Linked DNA regions of Homo sapiens: region 2 is linked to region 1. Evidence: read pairs that join two places in POLR2A ChIA-PET (ENCODE). Cell type or tissue: HCT116. All regions are shown on one strand. Each heading gives the region's core, and the rest is flanking DNA. Links, peaks and the distances in the headings are about the cores only. Region 1 overlaps TMPRSS7 (transmembrane serine protease 7). Region 2 overlaps PHLDB2 (pleckstrin homology like domain family B member 2).

What was found. ChIA-PET counts read pairs that join two places held together with the same protein. Peaks named below come from ENCODE experiments on the same cell type or tissue, not always from the same donor. Only the 100,000 strongest peaks of a DNase experiment are listed, where the experiment ranks them.
Region 2: POLR2A ChIA-PET joins it to region 1 with 5 read pairs; 2 of 35 experiments call an interaction of 5 or more read pairs at or near these places.

What each region holds. Positions count from the first base shown.
Region 1 is chr3:112,049,738-112,052,670 of GRCh38, forward strand. TMPRSS7 (transmembrane serine protease 7) reads left to right here. Exons shown (of 18, transcript NM_001395507.1): 8 at 107-237; 9 at 934-1,046. Among named protein-coding and RNA genes, the nearest start is that of TMPRSS7, 16 kb to the left of the region's middle. In HCT116, for the core only: no CTCF peak of the experiment used is centred there; no DNase peak of the experiment used is centred there.
Region 2 is chr3:111,913,435-111,916,367 of GRCh38, forward strand. PHLDB2 (pleckstrin homology like domain family B member 2) reads left to right here. Exons shown (of 18, transcript NM_001134438.2): 3 at 1-268. Among named protein-coding and RNA genes, the nearest start is that of PHLDB2, 56 kb to the left of the region's middle. In HCT116, for the core only: no CTCF peak of the experiment used is centred there; no DNase peak of the experiment used is centred there; H3K27ac peaks cover 2,500 bases.

The sequences.
Region 1 (2,933 bases), core at 265-2,764:
TGGATTGAATGGATGGCCCAGGAAATGTGTGGAATCGTTTTGAATGGAGACCCATTTCTCAAATAACGTATTATTCATGTACTTTTGTTTTATTATCTGCTTTCAGAATTTGTGAACCCACAAGAACATTAATGTCATTTGTTTCTACAAATAATCTCATGTTGGTGACATTTAAGTCTCCTCATATACGGAGGCTCTCAGGAATCCGGGCATATTTTGAGGTCATTCCAGAACAAAGTAAGTCTTCCCCAATTATGGAGAAGTCACTTTTAGAAATATTTGTAATGATAGGCTATTCTTATCTTTCTGGAAGCTGTGTTGTAATATTCATTGTATTAGTCTGGGACTCTGAATAAAGGTCCAGTCAGAAGAGAGAGACCATATTAGTTATTTAGACAGAATGAATTCTGTAAGAACTATTAACTTCATATAAAGGTGTCAATAAGGTTACTCAAAAGGCAAAAAGGACAAGAAGAGAAATGTATCATGGATGTAACATGTGCAGAAAGTAACTATCATCCCTAAGGCTGGGTGAACAAAGGAAAGAGGTTGAGATTATTACAGTTTAGAGCTTAGAGGAGGGAATATGAGAGATGGAACTCAGGCCTCTGAGGAGGGATTGCTGTTCAGCTGCTGCTGGTGTCTCTGAGTTCAGAACTATGTTTTTAAAGAGAGTAATAGCATCTTGCAGATCTGCAGCCAAAACATATGATGTGAAAACAAATATAGAATTAGAGAATAAGCATTTTAGCTATACATCTGTAGGGTGGCATTCCTTTCTTCTGAAAAAAAAAAAAAAAACCCAAAGTTTAAGAAATGTATAAAGCTTGTCGATCAAGGAAGTGTGCCTTAGTAATTAAAGAAATGTATGAAGTGTATTTTCCATAATCTCACAGCTGCAAATCATTGTGTGTCACTGGGTATCTTTTCCAGAGTGTGAAAACACAGTGTTGGTCAAAGACATCACTGGCTTTGAAGGGAAAATTTCAAGCCCATATTACCCGAGCTACTATCCTCCAAAATGCAAGTGTACCTGGAAATTTCAGGTAGCCTAGTTCTACCAGTGTCTTAGAAAAATATTACTGCTCTATTTTTAATAGCATGAATTTCATTCATTTTTTAATTACAAAAGAATATTGCTTAATTTTATAAAATTTCAGTATTATTGAAATATATTATTTAGAATGCAACACTTTTCTGTAATTTCAACCCTCTGCCCACAAATTAACTACTCTTAGCAGACTGGGGCCTTTTTCTCAAATTTATTTTGTTGGTATTGAAAATGCAAAGGCATTATTGAAGGTTCAATTATTGTATTATGATAGAGCACATTTATCAATTTTTAATTACTTAATCACCAGCATTGTAATAGGAATAATAATAAAATAATAAATTGGATTAGGCAATACAGTCAGCCCTCTGTATCTGCAGGTTTGGCATCCGTGGATTAAACCAATCACAGATCAAAACATTTTACAAACAGACACAATAAAATACAACAATAAACAATAACACAAATAAAAAACAATACAATATAACAACTATTTATATAGAATATAATTGTATTAGGTATTATAAGTAATCTAGAGATGATTTAAAGTATATAGAGGATGTGCATAGATTACACGCAAATACTACACAATTTTATATAATATACTTCAGTATCTGAGAATTTTGGTATCTGTAGGGTTCCTGGAACCAATCCTCCACAGATACTAAGGGACAACTCTATTATATTTCAGTTGTATAAGCAAACCAGAGTGCAAATGTATACGAAATATCTATCTATCTATCTATCTATCTATCTATCTATCTATCTATCTATCTATGTATCTATCTATCTATATCTATCTCTATTATCTATCTCTATTATCTATCTATCTCTATCATCTATCTATCTATCTATCTATCTATCTATCTATCTATCTATCATCTATCTATCTATCTATCTATCTATCTCTATTACCTATCTATCTATCTCTCCCTCTGGTGCTAGATAGGGCATTTATGCTTTTTTAAAAAAAATCTTAGTAAACTGCTTTTTCTTTCTCCACCTATAATATCACATGGAGACAGGGCAAAGTGTCACCTCTGTTCATTCAGGATATACGTATAGACTCATTATTGTGTGGCATAGCAATTAGATGAATTAGATGTAAGTGGCAAGCAGTATGTTGTTTGCGTTTATTCAACATATTATTGAATGACTACTATGGGCCAGGCACTCAGGCACGATTCCAGATACTGGGGATCCACGAAATCAGACACAAACACAGAGCAGCAGCCCTGCTCTCATGGAGCTTACCTTCCAGTAGGGGAAGGCAAGTAATAAACAAACAAGTTAAATACGCGTAATATGTCTCGTAATGATAAAATGCTATGGAGAAAAATAAAGCAGGGAAGGGGGCTCTATAGCCTGAGTTGGGGGTGGGAGGTGTGAAGCATAACAAGTTAGGTGTTTGTTATCTTAAATAGGATGATCAGGGAAAGTCTTGCTGACAAGGGGACATTTGCGGATAAACCTGAAAGATGACGGAACTAACCTTGTGAATACCAGGATAAGAATGTTGCAAGCAAAGAGAACAGCTGAGCCAGGGACTCTGAGGCAGGAGGGTGCTTGATGCATATTTTTTTTTTGTGCATAGTCATAATAGTTAAATAGTTAAAATAATTTCATTACTCTACCCAAACCTGTAAGTTGGTGTCAATACCCTGATGGCATGTGTCCTTAAATTTAAAAAAAAATCATTATTACAAATATTTCCAAAGTAATTAAGAGATAAAGGTGCTGGACCCTTGCTCACTGCCAGGTTCTCAAGGCTTCAGGGCAGCAGAAATGCAGGGCCTCAGATAAGCAGCAAGTCTGAGGAGGAGAGGAAAAGAGGAGATGAAAGAAAGGGTTAGGGAAGGAAGAGGGAAAGGAAACAAATCTC
Region 2 (2,933 bases), core at 126-2,625, 140 kb before region 1:
GAAGCTGCAGCTCTCTGATGAGGAGTCTGTGTTTGAGGAAGCCCTCATGAGCCCTGACACAAGATACAGGTGCCACCGGAAAGACTCCCTCCCTGATGCAGACTTGGCAAGCTGTGGGAGTCTCAGTCAGAGCAGTGCCAGCTTCTTTACCCCCAGGAGCACCAGGAATGATGAACTACTCAGTGACCTCACCCGGACTCCTCCACCACCATCCTCCACCTTTCCGAAAGCTTCCAGCGAGTCCTCTTATCTAAGTATCCTACCAAAGGTAATGTTGGCCCAGCAAAGATACTAGGATTTAAGGTCTAGGGCTGTGCATATGCTTTGGCATGAAAACTGATGATTTTATCATGCTAATTATCCAGGATGTTTTCAGTGAAATTTCAATTTAAGAGGTCATTAGCTGAGCGAGGTGCAGCAAATTAGGGTGTTTACTGTAAAGTAACAAATTTGCACTGTAAAAATTGTAGCAGCACAGAAGAGTAGAAAGAAAGCACATTTCTCTTCTCCCTGCACCCTTTCAGGTTGTACACCTGAGTGATAAGCAGGTGTAAAACTGGTGCTAAAATTGTCTTACCTGCCTTCCTAATATTTTCTGTGTATATATGGCTATCTGTTATAGGCATAGACAGACAGACACACACATAGTGTTCTGTACTTTTTTTCCCTCACTAAATGCCTTGGGTATCTTTGCATATTAGTATACATAGCTCTACCTCATTCTTTTTAATGACCAATTGCTCTTCTTTTGTTTGCAACTACCGTTTATTTTCAGGGTTTTTTTTTTTTTGCTAATAAAATCCATATGCGCAAATATTGTAGCATATATATATTTGCACAATTCTGCAAATGTGTCTGTGGGATCACTTACTAAAAGTGGAATTGCTGGGTCAAAGAGTTTGTGTATTTTTCACTTTACTCAATATTTCCAAATCGTACTTCTAAAAGACCATATTAAAAAAAGAGTCTATATATCCAGGTGACACTTTGACTAAGTTTATATGTGCATATAAACACAAGTGTTCTCCATACACTTGCCAAGGTTGCATATTGTCAAAATTTTTCAATTAGCCAAATTGATAGAAGTTTAATTTGCTTTTCTTTAATTATACATCAAGTTGGGGATCTTTCCATATTTTTAGTTATTATTTGTATTTTTTGACCCACTTATTCATGTTCTTCACCCATTTTTTTAATTGTTTTATTTTTCTTGTGTTTTACTGAGTAGTAAGAGCTGTTTGTGGTAAGCAGATGAGCCTTTTATCATAACTAGTCTTTATTTTGACTTTATTTGTATTTTTTCGGCATATAGGAGTTTAAGATTTATTGGTACTCATAAGTACTATTTAGTCTTCTGGTTGTATGTTGGTTTAAAATTGTCATCCTTTTGAGGATTTGTTAAATGGAGTTTAAGGAAAAATCTTTTAAATTTTTTTTTCTTTTTCTTTTTGTACAGGACTTAGAACCCCAAAATCTTTTGTTATTACGTTTTTTTCACACAGGTTAAGAATTTTTTTCTACAACAATTTAGGTTTTAAATTTCTCCAAAAATGATTTGAAGGAGCTTACAATGAAAGATATAAATTTTATTGGACTAAAATTAGAATAACAAAAATAGTAAATAGGAGGAAAAAGCAGATATGATATTCACAAGGTAGATTTACTTATTTAGGAATAAGTAGGATTAATGTATTGATTTGCTTAATTGATGCTTACTATTAAGTTCAACTGTGAGATTCTTTAGTTAATCTTTTGTTATAAGAGAAGGACACATTGACTCTTTAAGAGGAAGATATTGTCATGGTACTAAATTCTGGCAGTAATTTATCACATGGGCATTATTCAGGGGAGTTTGCGTGTTTGTTTAGCTACAGCAAGACTTTTACACTGAATGTTCCTAGTCAGAAATCATTATCTACCTAGTGAGTTTTTCCATGATACACATCAGGACTTCGGACTGTTGAATACATGTTGGACATCAATCCCTTCTTTTTTCTTTCTTTCTTTTTTTTTGAGACAGAGTCTTGCTCTGTCACCCAGGCTGGAGTGCAGTGGTGCAATCTAGGCTCACTGCAACCTCTGCCTTCCGGGTTCAAGCGAATCTCCTGCCTCAGCCTCCCGAGTAGCGGTGACTACAGGCACACGCCACCATGCCTGGCTAATTTTTGTATTTTTAGTAGAGACAAGGTTTCACCCTGTTGGCTAGGCCAGTCTCGAACTCCTGACCTCAAGTGATCTGCCTGCCTCGGCCTCCCAAAGTGCTGGGATGACAAGGGTGCGCCACTGAGCCCTACCCATCCCTTCTTTTTGCTATAGTGACCATGTTTACCTTACTAATTCTCAATGGAGACTAATTCTGAACAGGACATCTGTTTCTGTGGGCAGAGAGTTGCAATGATTAGAAACCAGGATAGGGAAGAAAGTAGGGGCAGGGGGAATCAAAAGTTGTTGTTCAGGCACAGTAAATGACCCATCACTTGAAAAGTTGAGCTGTTGTCATCAGCCATTGGGCTTCCTTAGAAACCCTTTGCTTCCTTTTGATCTTAAATCTTTTCACATATCTTCCTTTATGGAGATCTGCCAGTTTTTTGTTAAAAACATTAAGCTGTGTGCTGTCTCTAAAGACTATCTTTTGGGAGACAGGTTTCCTCCTGGAGAGGGCTATGACAAGAATGCTGTTGGTGCGTACACGAGCAGATCTTGGCAGATGTTTTTAATTGCTCAAGCGTGTAATTGTGGAATAGGAGGCCTCTGAAGCTTAGTGCAGCATCTGTTGTTGCAAGAGAGGTAAGACTCTGCATCCTTTAGAGGCAGGAAACATCAAGGACACCCAGGTTACCAGACAGCAGTGTAGAAAGAGTACAAGTGAGCAGAGCTGATGGATTCCAAGAAACACATTTTTTTACTTATTACTTTCTGAAGGTGGACATATA